Linked DNA regions of Mus musculus: region 1 is linked to region 2. A link is a loop called in an ENCODE intact Hi-C map of the cell type or tissue named here. Cell type or tissue: left cerebral cortex. All regions are shown on one strand.

Evidence for each region. A loop is a pair of places that touch in the nucleus more often than their neighbours do. Peaks named below come from ENCODE experiments on the same cell type or tissue, not always from the same donor. Only the 100,000 strongest peaks of a DNase experiment are listed, where the experiment ranks them.
Region 1: a loop joins it to region 2, with 5 times the contacts of the local background. A loop is called at or near these places in 2 of 42 quality-filtered maps.

Annotation. Positions count from the first base shown.
Region 1 is chr2:42,523,222-42,531,221 of GRCm38, forward strand. The region is part of intron 1 of Lrp1b (low density lipoprotein-related protein 1B); the gene reads right to left. Among named protein-coding and RNA genes, the nearest start is that of Mir6336, 80 kb to the left of the region's middle. In left cerebral cortex, no CTCF peak of the experiment used is centred here; DNase peaks (open chromatin) are centred at 3,883, 4,075 and 7,456; H3K27ac peaks cover 560 bases.
Region 2 is chr2:42,454,490-42,462,489 of GRCm38, forward strand. The region is part of intron 1 of Lrp1b (low density lipoprotein-related protein 1B); the gene reads right to left. Among named protein-coding and RNA genes, the nearest start is that of Mir6336, 11 kb to the left of the region's middle. In left cerebral cortex, no CTCF peak of the experiment used is centred here; DNase peaks (open chromatin) are centred at 3,924 and 4,248.

The sequences.
Region 1 (8,000 bases), 69 kb after region 2:
AAGAAAACCATGAATAAATGTGAGCCCAACCTTATTAATTGTCATGGTGGTTCCGATGTTATTTTTATGTTTTTAATGAAATCTATTTGAAAATAATTTCTCAAGCTTATACATATCTTTCCGCACATGGAGTTAGTTTTATTTGTGTGGTGAGCCTCTGTGTTCAGCTAGGTTTTGATATTTACTTGGCAAAAGATGAACCTAGTTTAAATCACTCATGTAAGGAAAGCACATTATAGTTTGGGGAATAGCTGTCTTCTGTTAGTTTCCTTTTTTGTTTCTCTCCTGTAAAGAACTGCAGACTTATGATATTGCAACAAATAAAAGTTTGCTCACATAAGGAAGTGGACTAGAACAGGTGAGACACACAACTAAAATTGCTCTCACAGGCTTTGCCTTCTGAAATCTGAGGAAAATGCTCATGATAAAAAGAATCAGAAGGACAGTTATATCTATTTCCCTTTTCTCTCTCCCTGCTTCTTAAATTCTATCAACTTCAGTCTAAGGTCAACTAAATGAGAAGAGCTAAAAGTTATCTGTGTTTAGAGAAAATAATCATTACTTTGATCTTGCATTCTGATGGATGTAAGTCAAGGTTATTGGGAGCTCATATCATTTGTAATCCTACACAATTTTTATTAAAATGCTTTTCAGACTAATTTTCTACATGAAAACATTTGAAAAAAATACCCATCCATTAAGCTGTTAAAGAAAAAAATGAATAAGCCATTTGCCTTACTATTAGTGAGCACATCACCAGTTGGTTTATTGTATACTATGATGTTATGATAACAATGGCTAGATAAACTTCATCTTCTCCCTGTGGACATGTTAATTGGATTCAAAGCCTACACAGGTCACATTATTGTGACTCATGCTGCATGCCATTGCCTTTATAAATGTCTGTGGAGTTGATACTCTTTTCTTTTCTAGCAGTCACAAGTTCCAGGATCCATTTTTACCAAGAGTGTGGTCCACACTGACACTCACACTAGTCAGCTGCCAATACAAAGCACAATACAAAGAAAGAAGGTTTAACTTACACTTTGTACAACTCTCTACCCGTAGTAAAGTGGCTTCTCTAACAAATTTTGTTTTTAAAAACATAAAGATTGGGCCCTTTTTCTGTCTGTGGATACTCTTAAAGAAGAATACATGAGATTGTCACTGGCTGTTGGAATTCGCACATGGGACACTAAAGATTCTAAATACTACTTCTCTACTGTATCAATGAAGATGGGAAGTAATTAGAATAAAAGTCTAAAATAATTACATTTTTTTGGCTTTTTCACTAATGATTTCCTACTTATCACAAAATAACCATATATGTATTGCATATATTCATATATAACCTGGCCTAATCTTTATAAACTGCACATTTCCTTCACATTTGTTTTCTTTTACAGTGAAAAATGTGTTAAACAAAAAAAAATCCACATTCTGAAGATTAATCTCAAGTCACTTAAAGTCAGACAAATTTTAAATTTAAGAGAAGAGTTATATAGTTTCCTTTGGGTTTTTCCTGTGCCTAATTAGTTCTCTTATTTTATAATTAGAAGGAAAAAGTCTGTCGTATGAGAAGATGTTTTTTTGTTAGCGTTGATAGCATTAGCAATGTAAAATTTAAAAGGTACTGTGCCCTTGGTCAAGTTGTGTCCACCTGATGAGATCACAAGGATTTGATGCTCACAAGCATGTGGGTAGGTATGATGACTCCTATAGGCTTGCTTAGTTAGCAGAGCCTGAGAAAGTAGACGTGTTGGGGCATACATAGACAATAAAACTACCCGGGAGATCTGCTGTGAATCTCAGAGGGGTATGGCTTCTCTAGCATGGATAAGGCATAGATTTTAAGCCCAGAACTGCAAACAAGACTACCTTGCTCCTGAGTAAACCATAATTGTCACCACATGTACCCATGCAAGATGGATTTTTCATGACATTTCTTAAGTGTAGCTATAATGGTCCTTGTGAGGCTGACCAAGATGTAGGAGAGACTTGACTTTGGGGTTGGGGGATGTTTCATTGCTTACATTGGATGTTCCATGTTGTATGATGCAGCGTTTCTTTTTTGTCAACTCCTGGATACTCCAATCCTCCTAAGCATACATCTGTCAGTGGGGAATGCCAGAGTAGCTGTAGAAGGCAGAGCTGGTGACATATTTTGACATCTATGACTCAAGATTAGATGCCTCCTGATTGAGCAGGATGAACCATGAACGCATACATTACCAGGTTCTCTCTCATGGGGCCCTACCCTGATTTGCACGGACATAGTACAGAGTATGGGGTTTTTTTGAAGACAGAGTTGTGAGATGTGGCAATGAATTTGCAGCTCTCCTTCTGGAGCCCATTTCATACACTTGCCATTAGGCTTCCCTCAAAATTCACCCCCAAACCTAGATTTTGAATCTTATACCACTTTCAATGAACTCTAGTTGCCCTGAAGAACCAACAGTTGTGTGTTTCTATTGTTTTCTGAACACATGAGTGACCTCATTGTTGCCACATCTCAATTCTTTCCCTTCTGGAGAAATCTGAAAGACAGAAAGACTGGGTCCATTTCAATCCGTGTATACCCTTTACCAGAGAAACTTGAGATTTTCACACTGTTGTTTAAATTCTCACATGGATCACTACATATTCTAGACACTGACTCTCCTTCCAGTATCACTGAAGTTGGAGAGTAATTAGAATAATAAAATAATTACTGTATGTTTTGGCCACTTTATTGATTTTATATTTTTCCATATATATATATATATATATATATATATATATATATATATATATATATATATATTATACAAACACACAGATATATAAATATAAATACATAAAAATATAAATCACATTATATAGATGTTGTTGACTACATATTTTTAAATATAAACATATATTCTAATGAGTACATCTAGATGAATATTGAAAATAACTTATAAGCATGTATAGATGTATAAATGTATATGTGTATATATAATATTTCATGCAAACAACAGGAACTCTGTGTGTATAAATGCCATATATATATGTGTGTGTGTGTGTATACATCTTTATGTAAATTTTGATAGAGCTTTAGATTTACTATATAGTTTACTAGAATCTACAAGGCTATTCCCTAAGAGTGTTTCAAGTTGTTGCAATTATTCCATATATGTATATTTTCGAAATGTCTAAAGATATGTGTTTCTCATAACTGAGCAGTAGGGGTTTCTCATTAATTACAAGTAGCTGTTAAACCTGGTGCCATACACATAACAGAAATTAATTAAAAGAAAATATGTGTTCCCAGTGGTCATTTGTTTCTAGATAGAGAAATGCTTCCTTATGTGTTTCTTTACAAACAGTAGTCACTGTAGAACACCCTTCTCTACCCCTGGTTACTCAAAATTCAACTTTTAAGATTGAAAAACTTTCATTCATAGAGAATAATTTATCAACAGATGAAAAGCAATTATGTCAGAGTTTTTTGGCAACTATTATATCAAAATCACCCAGGAAGATGGGTGTTGACTTGTGGCATCAAGCACTGATATAGACAGTGGCATGAATATATATAGACCGGGCTTTTACTGAAACATCCTGAGGAGACCATCTCAGGGATGCATATTAATCACTAGGAAGGTACAAAAATACAGCTATCTACCTGTGTGTTCTTAATTATAAGGCTTTTCTTTTGACAATAATGTTGAAATTATTATCTGAGTTCAGCTGAGAACATATTTTTTTCTTTCTAGTGAGAGTTTAACAATTACTTGATTGAAGATCTGAGCTGTAGGTAGCTGTAATTTTGCAGACTCGTTATATTATTTCTGGCTTCCTTAAGTGTTGACTCATTTTGTACTGTCTGAGAGCTGAAAAGAAATCACTGGGGAAAGGCTAAAAATATCTTTGTGTTTTCCTTCTATTGCTTCAATTTTATGTCTCTGATATATGCTTGGAATCATATTTTATGCACACAAGGATTTTGAAACTTTGAAAATGAGAAAGAAAATTTTCTTTTTGTCCTTAGCCCCATCATACTTTGTATCATGTGATAATATATGTAAGTAGGTTTAATACGCAATCCTTTTCCAAATTTAATTTGACTGTAGGATGGAGTGTAATTTCCATTGTGATACAAAGTCTCACATCAAATAGCACAGTAAACCCTTTTCATGTGAGTTTCCTGGTGAAGTAGCTTAAAGCCTGAAAGATAATTATATGGAATTTGCTTGAGGTGACAAAGTAGTTTTCACAATCCCAGGCTATCGATACCTTAAAATTTTACTTTTTTCCACAATAGGCGATTGGGTGCTTTCTGCTAAACAGTTTAAAGACCTGTTGTTTGGTCCTAAAAATTAATTACTATTGTAATCAATATATTCAGCCCACTGATATTTCAGCCCCTGAAACTTCAGCCACCATTCAACCACCTGTGAGACAAAATTGAACTATGTTTTTTTTTTTTTTTTTTGTCATGAAATCAGAGAGTATCAACGAAGAAATGCATAATCATGGATTGGGTCTCTTGTTTTTTTTACTCAGTTGATATTTCATGACATTTACTTATGTATATTTTTAATTTCAGGCATATTATGGTTTGTTTTGTTATGTTTACAGTGAGATTCTGCCAGAGGGGAAATAGTAATCTAAGAAACTGTGAATGTTCTAAGATTTAGTAAATTGGGAAATATGAAGAAAAACTTTAAAAATAAGGAAGTAGACACATATTTTGTAAAATCATATTTTATAAAAACTTCTGCTATCTTCTGGAAGTACCTGGTTTGTTTACCTATACATACACAAATATTTGAATATATATAAATATACAAATATATGCATGTATGTATATGTCTCTGTTTGTATAATAACCTCACATATGACATCTAGTATATACTTATATATATTAACCAAGTGTAAAAAAATAGTACTTAATTGTTAATGCAGAGATAATCAAAAATGTTAACCATTTTATGTTAGGCAAGATGGATAATTACTTATTTTGACACAAATTTAGCTTCTTTTTAAAACCAACACTGATATTATTCACACGATGTGAAGCATCCATATGGAAAGTGAAGATTTTAGTCACATATCCAGATGTTTGACTACATTAAATCAAACCAATCTTTACTTTGGATTCTCATTTTGTCAAGATTATATTCTTCATCTCATAAAATCTATTCTTAGCACCAATTCTTCATTCAGAGCCAAATTGTGATCTAATAAGTCAGATGTGGTTTTTTATAGACAGACTGAATTGCAATGTGCACCAGTAGACTATGATCATGAGAATCGCAGCATTTAGTACTTACAGAGACTTTGTAAATGTATGGTGTCTCATCATCATCAATTAACAAGAGATAGCTGTTGTCCATGAGTCATCAAGCAGCACACCAATTATTCATAATGTTTTAATAAGATATGTTTGTCTACTTGTTTATTAGTCTACCATGTCCACCATGATAGCAAGTTTATTGTCTATTTACCATTATTTGATGTTTCATAAAATTCCCAATTCACTTTAAACCAAAATGGCCAATTTGTTATTTACAAGTTTATTTAAAAGGAGAAAAGTGTGCTGTAGAATTTCTATCCAATAGTTTCAATGCAGATATTAATGTGGGCTTTAGTTTGTTATTACTTTTACTTCTCTGGGCTTTAACTCCTGAGCTGTAAAATGAAGCTACTTTTGAGGAAGATCATTTCATATATGGTATACATGTATCATGAGAATACTATGTTCAAAAAGAAGAAAAGACTAGAAAAGAAAAAAATAGTAGAAATATAACTTGCAAACTTTATTATATGGGTAATCCATAATTTAAAACCATTGTTATTGTGGTTTAAAGAAGATAATGATAGGATATTATGTGACAAGGCAGAGATTTTTAATACATTCATGCTTAAATATTAAATGCCAAAAATGTATGACATTTAGACTAGAATCACAGAAGATGATCTAGAATTTAAGTTTAAAAAAAGTCTCTTATAAGAATAAGAGATCTTTGAGCAGTTGAGTGCTGTAAAGGCAGAATAAAGTTAGGATGTTTGGGAATAAATATATGGATGTAAAATGTATAGACAAAGTCAATTACTACATAAGGAAGATAAAATATTCACAGAATCTCTTAGAAACGTGTAATAGTATGTCCATTTGTAAGAAAAAACACCATTTTCCCAGTATGTGCCAATTCTACATGTGAAAGAAAAAAATGAAAATTATGTCATTTTGTAATCATAAAATGTATCTATTGATTGGCTAAAAGGGGACCATCTCAGAAATTATCACTTTTATATAAGCTTATTTTTATAGCACTATTAATTGTGATTTTAACAATGTGAACATGATGAACAAGATTATATAATAAACAGTACATGGAGCAGAAAAGGGAAAGATAGAGCATGCTGCTGCTCTCACGGCTTTATTTTGTAGTATAATTACCATCCACGATCCAAATGTTTTTAGGAATGAACCACTGAGTGATAGAAAAGTTTAGGACTATGTGTGGCTGAAAATGCATGCTGTAAAGTAGTTTGTTGAAACAATTGTCAAAATTCCGAGAATGGATACTACAAAAAGAGAAGGCAAATATCAGCCTAGAAACTATTGTCAGAAACTGCAAATGCACTTTTTCATGTGAAAAGAAAGGAGAAAAAAAAAAGAAAAAAAATCACTGTCACAGAGCAGTGAAACCAGGTTAGAGCAGTGTCACAAGGCTCTTTAAAGAAGTGAGTGGCTGACTGTCACATATTGGAAGCATGTGCAATAAAATGAAAACTGGCAGAGTGAGTGAGCTTGGTTACTCTATGGCTTTGGTTATCACCCTAAGTACTTGAGACAGGTGAAGAACCAAATGATTGCAGAGCACAGAGACATTGAAGCAGAGGTAGACCAGTAGTTTCCAAACCTGTCTTGAGTCTTTAAAGAATCTGACAAAGACGTTTCAACGGATTCACAAAACTTTTCAATAGCAATACTATAAAGGAAATTAAATAATCTCAATATTTACCTCTAATTTTTGACGATAGCCTTATCAAATCTTTTATCAAGAGAATACAGTTGTAAAAATAAAATTATTTTTCTAGTAATAAAAAGTTTGCAACCATACATTTCCACATATGAATATTTTTAGTCAACAGAATTGGGGTATTATGTGACCTTAAGGAAAAATAATTATGGACACAAATCTAAAGTAAGAGAACAATATTTTGATGGACTTCTGGCTATTCTAAGAATCTCATAAGAAGATGAGCAAACAGACAATAAAATACTGAATGCTTCCAAGTATTAGTTGCTAACATATGTTTAAGTAAGAAAGGGATGGTATAAATATTATATTTAGAGAATCTGGCACATTTTAGAGAAATTAATCCCTAGAGGTAGTAAAGTGATGGAAGACATGCAACCACTTATTCTGTGCCGTTGCTCTACCAAAAGAACTTTCTTTGCGCTTATTACTCAGACTTGCTGGAACAGCTACAGTGAATGTTTCAAAGTGAGAAATGAATATTTGATGATGAATTATTTATATGCAAATGACAAGTAAGGGGACTGTAGTTAAAGAAACAGCACATGATAAAACAGGCTCTCTCTATTACATATGTTACTTCTTATGCCAAATTTCTAGCTGTACTGGCATAGATTAGATTCTGAAATAGAATTCTAAGCACATAAGCAACACAGTGAATGATAAGTGGTCAGTGAATGCACTTTTTTAGAACTGTAAATTATTTCAAGTAAATTAATACCTTTGAATTTTTTCACAGACTCTCCATTTATTAATGTCTCATAATACCCCATTTTCTTTGTAGATTATGAACACAATATATCAGAGTCTTCAGTTTTAATAATCTATCATTTGCAGTTTAAATAACTGTGTTCTATAGGTAAGGTTTTCTTTCCCTTAGTGTGGAAAAGGCAATGATTTTTATGTGGTTAAGAAGAGTTTTCAGACTGTATGGATGTGTTTTACAAAAAGAGTTTTTCAGCTTCTCTGAGTAACTATGTACATAAC
Region 2 (8,000 bases):
TATCTGATTTAGGATAGGTAAAGATCCTTTCCCAATCTGTTGGTGGTCTTTTTGTCTTATTGACGGTGTCTTTTGCCTTGCAGAAACTTTGGAGTTTCATTAGGTCCCATTTGTCAATTCTCGATCTTACAGCACATGCCATTGCTGTTCTGTTCAGGAATTTCTCCCCTGTGCCCATATCTTCAAGGCTTTTCCCCACTTTCTCCTCTATAAGTTTCAGTGTCTCTGGTTTTATGTGAAGTTCTTTGATCCACTTAGATTTGACCTTAGTACAAGGAGATAAGTATGGATCGATTCGCATTCTTCTACATGATAACAACCAGTTGTGCCAGCACCAATTGTTGAAAATGCTGTCTTTCTTCCACTGGATGGTTTTAGCTCCCTTGTCGAAGATCAAGTGACCATAGGTGTGTGGGTTCATTTCTGGGTCTTCAATTCTATTCCATTGGTCTACTTGTCTGTTTCTATACCAGTACCATGCAGTTTTTATCACAATTGCTCTGTAGTAAAGCTTTAGGTCAGGCATGGTGATTCCACCAGAGGTTCTTTTATCCTTGAGAAGACTTTTTGCTATCCTAGGTTTTTTGTTATTCCAGATGAATTTGCAAATTGCTCCTTCTAATTCGTTGAAGAATTGAGTTGGAATTTTGATGGGGATTGCATTGAATCTGTAGATTGCTTTTGGCAAGATAGCCATTTTTACAATGTTGATCCTGCCAATCCATGAGCACGGGAGATTTTTCCATCTTCTGAGATCTTCTTTAATTTCTTTCTTCAGAGATTTGAAGTTTTTATCATACAGATCTTTCACCTCCTTAGTTAGAGTTACGCCAAGATATTTTATACTATTTGTGACTATTGAGAAGGGTCTTGTTTCCCTAATTTCTTTCTCAGCCTGTTTATTCTTTGTATAGAGAAAGGCCATTGACTTGTTTGAGTTTATTTTATATCCAGCTACTTCCCCGAAGCTGCTTATCAGGTTTAGGAGTTCTCTGGTAGAATTTTTAGGGTCACTTATATATACTATCATATCATCTGCAACCTCATTTATATTTCCAATGCTACCCCAAAAGTCCCCCATACCCTCTCCCCCACTCCCCTACCCACCCATTCCCACTTTTTGGCCCTGGCATTCCCCTGTACTGGGGCATATATAGTTTGCGAGTCCAATGGGCCTCTCTTTCCATTAATGGCCAACTAGGCCATCTTTTGATACATATGCAGCTAGAGTCAAGAGCTCTGGGGTACTGGTTAGTTCATAATGTTGTTCCACCTATAGGGTTGCAGATCCCTTTAGCTCCTTGGATACTTTCTCTAGCTCCTCCATTGGGGGCCCTGTGATCCATCCAATAGCTGACTGTGAGCATCCACTTCTGTGTTTGCTAGGCCCTGGCATAGTCTCACAAGGGACAGCTATATCAGGGTCCTTTCAGCAAAATCTTGTTAGTGTATGCAATGGGGTCAGTGTTTGGAGGCTGATTTTGGGATGGATCCCTGGATATGGCAGTCTCTAGATGATCCATCCTTTTTTCTCAGCTCCAAACTTTGTCTCTGTAACTCCTTCCATGGGTGTTTTGTTCCCAATTCTAAGAAGGGGCAAAGTGTCCACACTTTGGTCTTCGTTCTTCTTGAGTTTCATGTGTTTTGCAAATTGTAACTGATAAGTGGATATTAGCCCAGAAACAGAATGTTGTAATTTTTAAGATCTTGTTTTGACAGCCATGCTGTAGAGATTTCCTTTTTACAGCTTCCCTATACTATATAGAAGATGGTATCTCAAAGCAGATGTTCCTGACATGTCTTCTTGTCCTTATGGTACCTTCTTCTTTGATGCTCCCTGAGCCTTGGATATAGGGGTAGTGTTGTAAATGTATCAATTGAGGATAGGAACCCACAGTTAGGGGTTATCTAAATTTGACCAGTAGTGGCTTTTCATAAAGATTTTCCTCTGTACAAAAAGAAGCTTCAATAAGAGCTGAGAGCTACACTTATGGGTGAGTGTAAGGACACGTAGTTAGTATGAAGACAGAAGTTATTCTGTCTTAGTGAAGTGGCTGTTGTAGTTTTTTTCTCTGGGGTCTATGCTCTCTTTAGCCATGGGTAATCGGATAAGTTTATAGTACAAGGCAAGAAGTCTCCCCATACCTAATGAGTGGTCCTTACATCCGTTTGGATGTCCATGTATACCCCAGTGTATAAGTGCCACTGTTATAACCCTTGTGCTATCTTGTCATACTGATCATTGTTGTTCATAGGCATTGCAGGAGGATCCAGTACTGTCGATTAATTTTAATAATAATGTAAACTTATTGAAAACTATGAAAACTTGCATAGCTCCTTCATGGGCCATGAGAACTAGTCCTTGAGTAAGATACCTAAACTTCAGATCCAACTTACTTCCTCCAAGTTACCTGCACAAAGTGTTAGTGTCTAGATCAATAGAGTCTTATGTTCAGTTTCTTGGAGGAATAGCAGGGCATCAGCATTTGCCTATATTGTTTTGAGGATCTGCTATAAGGAACAACTCAAAAGGAGGTTTCCATACCTGATACTTGGGAGTATCTAAGGCAGAAACAAGTTTTTAAAAAGCATATGTTTGTGAATGTCCCTTCTTTTACCTGGTATCTTGTGAAAGAAACCTGAAATTACAATTCATTGAAACCTAGCTGATTTAGATTTGTATTTGTCAAAAACAATTTTAAGCAATATTTCAGATGGTCGTTGCCTCCTGGAATTATTGTGTGCAGCTGCTTTTCACAAGATGTTCCTGCTTGCTGTATTTATTAGGAATCAAGTTTTTAGACAGCATTAGAAGTTCATAGTTGATACTAGATGCTTACATTTTATGTGGAGGTTGGAGCCGTACGTAGGAAAGGCCATGCACCATGCGGAAAATGACACCCTTTCTTTGCAGTGTGGCAGAATGACAGCCAAGCAGACAAGCAGAATTTCAGGCCAGGTCTATCTGTGGACATCTTAGGCTTGGTTTCTTGATCACGAACACATTTTTATTTGAATTTAAACATCTAGTGTTTTCCTGAATTAGTGTTTATCTTGAATTACAACTAGAAACGAGGCCATGTAACAAGCTCAGGTTCACAGGACTTTTGGTAAGCACTAGATCTTAAAAGTGGAAAGTTTTGTAGACTTGTGATGAAAACAGGTAGTGAACAAGTTCATGAGCTTAAACTCTACTTTAAATTTTTATCTTACTTATTACCTTTGTTTTGAAGACAATCATTTTAAAAGTAGACTTCGTTTTTGATATGCACAACCTCTAATTAACCTCTATCTTTATTAGGTAGATTCTAAGTACTTAGTTTTCTCGCATCTGTAGCTATTCCAAGGTGTTATAACAATGTGTCTCAGGATTCAATTTTTTTTTAAATGGTTACAATTTGCATCTTGCTTTCAGAAAGCTTTTTAATGTAACATTTCTCCTTTTCACCCCCTGCTAAGTAAAATAAATGGATTCACATTAGGGTTCTGACCTGTTTAAGAGTTTGCTTTCTAAACCACATTTCTTTACATAGGTAATAATAGTGTTATATTTAAATTACCAAACAGTACCTATGATTTTCCATTAGCCCAATGACACTCTTCATCTGTTAGACCATTCCCTTGACTTGCATTAACTCCTTCACCCATAACTCATGGGAACTCCACAGTATTGAAAATCACTAAGGAAACACCATCTATTACAAAGTCTCTTAATTCATTGTTCATTTACTCTAATCAGAGATCCAGTCTTTCTATAGCTAAAGTGCTTTGAATATAAAAGAGAAAGTTGGTCTTGCCACTCCAGCTCCTTATGATATTCCCTCCCACTCAGGTAGATACATGGAGAGACAGTAACACACCAAGGAGGGTGGAGGGTGGAGCAGTCTGTCCCAGCAGGAAGGAAATGCTAATGCTGGACTTATTTAGAATTGTTCACAGATGGTGATGATAAAAAGTAGAACACGATTTACCTGAATTTGATGTTGCCATTCAATACTCCAGAGAAAGTGTCTCCTGTGACTGGTAAGCTACTATCACATCAGTTTACTAACTTCTTAAATGTTACAGTTGTAGACTATGGCAGTTCTACAGATTCTTCATTCCCTTTCAGAATTTTACTGAAATGGATACAAATTCCATAAAGAGTGTAGGCCTGGCTGGGGAGGTTCATCAACCCACAGAGGGAGAATCTCAGATGGCAGCTAGTTAGTGGATCCTGGGCTATGTTTGGATTTTGACACTGAGTTACAAACTTCCAAGTTGTGGAAGTTATCCACCCACAACAGCACCAGATGGAAGAACAGAATGAGCACTGAACAAATTCAAAAGTAGATGTTAGAGGAGCTGAGCAAATAGGCGGATGCAAGACATCTTTCTGATTTGAGTTTTAGAAAACCCAAGGAACATACAGGCAAGTATGCACACATGCATGCACAGATGTATATATGCACATGGATACCTTTATTTAATGTCAGTTTGCTTTAACAAGTTTATGCTCCTTGAGTCTAAATCATTGAAAATGTGTTAAAATTTAGCTGTCTACTTTTACTTTTCTTAAGATATAACATTTCTCTATATTTGAATGATTTATTATTGTTTCATTGAAACTGAAGTTTACCAGTTTGGTTTGGGCTGACAACCCATAATTGTTCTAAATAACATAAAACATAATTTAAAATAATTTAACATAAAGCATAATTTAAAGTAATTTACTATTCTTGGTGATAATGCCCACTCATTTTTACTTATTACTTTAAAGAAATCATTTTAAACTCAGCTATTTGGCTTTTTGTAAAATTTCTGACTCCTCATCACAAAGTCAGACAGAAATCATTATACTTCATCCGTCTCCTATTCATTAAAATAGCAAATAAAAGCTATACATTATATTTCATGAGAGAATGAATTCACAAGTGCTACTTTAATTGTTTTTCTTCTATTTTCTAAAATAATGGAATCATGGTTGATAATAGATGTGTTTATGGAAAGGCAAAATTAAAAAAAAAAACCCTATTTAATCCACTTACTGTTAGGTTTAAAAGGCAGAATCTATTGTAGTTCTCATGGTCATGGTAGAGACCCAAGCAGTACTTAAAGCCAGAATACCTTTCAAGCGTTATTGTATGCCCTTTAATGTCCTAGCTGGCACCAAGACATAAGCCAATTGTCATGCATCTTTGATTGCAATTTAAAGACTCTGAATGTGCATGATTCAATCCTTGTCTTAGAGTCCATGGACAATCACACATAACGTTTTAGTGTAAACAGAATAATATGTAAGAGCAATTTAGCAAAATGTTTTATCAAAACATTTAAATTACGTATTATTTCTAGCAGGAAAAGATTATTGATTAAAAGAATTTCTTTGGAGGTACTTGTCCAATGCTCCCTGAAGCTCACATAAATTAAACTGTGATTTTGATGTCTGAATAATTGGTGATCAGCTACAACTCACTTTTTTGTCTAAGAGTAATTTTTGTGGAAAATGTACAGACACAAAGAGTTTGGGGAAAAAAAGGAATCTTCCAAAAAAAAAAAGGAAAAAAAAAATTTTTATCATGGTCAAGAGTTTACAGCATACTCCATTTTTCACTTATAATGAAGCTTTCTGTGCAGTTACTAGGGCAATTAAATTAAGGAAGAGAGGATCCAAAGATGAAGTATAATTTTCATAGATATCAATTAATTACAGCATGGCAATCAACATTCAAAAATCAAGACATGCTAAAGCTAAATAATAAGCAAGTTAGGGATACTTGCTGAATGTCTGGCTGTGTATTGTGAGCACAACATTTCAAAGCTTTTCATCAATCTAATAGCCACTAGACTCAGTGATACCTGTGATAGTATCATTGGAATAAAACCCCAAATCAGTGACAAGTCTGTTTCTCCTTGTTTATTCTCTTAATTTCATATCACTGCTGGCTCTATGTCCTTAAACACTGCGATACACAGAAATTTGTCACAATTCATTGTAAAATTACCTCATAGCGGTTTAAAATCAATTAGAATGTCAGCTGTTAACAAAGGCATGAACTGCTTTCCTGTGACTGAAATGAAAGTGTTACATTAGATGTGATGCCATTGGGATCACATCTTGGGATCTAGTGTTCACATTGGGATCTTGGGATTTAGTGTTTGTGACTCTATCCTTTTGGTTTTTAAATAAAGATTTGAAAATTATGTTCCCACTTCTACTCCTTTCTTTTGACATTGAAATATAATTAGCTAACTACTTATGTTTAATAGGCAGTCATTTATGAGGAAAAAAATAGAAAAAATTAGCAATAGACAAATGCAACCAAAAATTAGTAGTAGATAATGTTTGGCACCTACCAATATACTAATTTATCTAAATCTCTGAAAAAATAATAGAATTCTGTTTTTTCTATAATCACACTATTTTTTGAAGTATTAAATCTTTTGTTGTTGTTGTTGTTGTTGTTGTTTTGTTTGTTTGTTTTGTTTTGTTTTTGTTTTTTCGAGACAGGGTTTCTCTGTATAGCCCTGGCTGGCCTGGAACTCACTTTGTAGACCAGGTTGGCCTCGAACTCAGAAATCTGCCTGCCTCTGCCTCCTGTGTGCTGGGATTAAAGGCATGCACCACCATGCCCGCTTGAAGTATTAAATCTTAAAGCAAGCAAAAGCTAAATGGGAGAAACCCCAAACCCAAATGTATGAGTTCCAGAACCCAAATTTAACAGTAGTATGAAATAATGCTAATATCATGGAATCCCAAAGTCTTCTGCAGGCACGCCTGTTTGCTCTCTATAGGCAAAAGCCATCCAGAACCAAACACATGCTCAGATTTTCTTGCGTCTTCGCTGTTGCAATAACCCTTAAGGTTACCCCTTTGGTTATTCAACTTATTAACTCTGGGTACCAAAATTAGCTTTGCCTAACAATATATGAACAACAAACTATCAAAACTTAAATATTTAATTAACAATCAGTTATGATTTCCATAGTTGTCAAGTGAAGGTATTTAACAATGAAGTAAAATGAAGATTTAAGCATTTTTAAAAAGAGTGGGTGAATATTTGTAATAGTTGCTACTGCAGTACCAACTGAGAAGAAGCAATATTTGATTTAGAATCACTTCACATTTTTTAGGAACAAATGGATTATTATTACATTTTCTTAATAACCAAGAGAGTCCATATGGTTTTCTATTTTAGACAGCAAATTGGTTTCCACTATAAACAACTAATGTACAAATACAGCAAAAATCAGTCCTCTTGCCAATGATGTCCTGACTCCTTCCTGAAAAGAGACTCACCAATTAAAAGTTATCACTTTGTTAATGGAGCATGTGATGCCTATATCTGAAAGTATTGCTAGGCACTCACTATTAAGTGAGTTTTGAAGCCAGGGGATTTTGAGACACCATGTGAAGATTTAAATAGAAAGAAGGAACAAAGGAAGGAAGGAAGGAAGGAAGGAAGGAAGGAAGGAAGGAAGGAAGGAAGGAAGAAGGAAGAAAGGAAGAAAAATACTGGGCCATGACCTCTTTGAGCATGTTTCCTAAACACATAACAGAACTGTAAGACCCTGGGATGTTTTACTATGAAACCTACCTTTATCTATTCAGTTATACATTGGATGTATGTATATTTTGCATTGGTCAGTATTTGATATGATTTTAAAAACAGTTGATGAGGTGATGATTTTTTTCTGTTACACTGAATATTCATCCTGTAAAGAACTCTGTGTAAGTAGCATCTTTCTGAGGATTCCAGCTAAGAAATTTTGGAGTTGATTCATTTACCAATGAATATATTGACTTAGTTGTGGATGCTGACAAGTGCTTGCTGACAGGAACCTGATATTGCGGTCTCCTGAGAGGCTCTACCAGTGCCTGAAAAATACAAAGGTAGATGCTCTCAGCCAATCATTGGACTGAGCACAGGGTTCCCAATGGGAGAACTAGAGAACGGACCAAAGAAGCTGAAGGTGTTTGCAGCCCCATAAGAGGAACAACAACATGAACTAACCAGTAC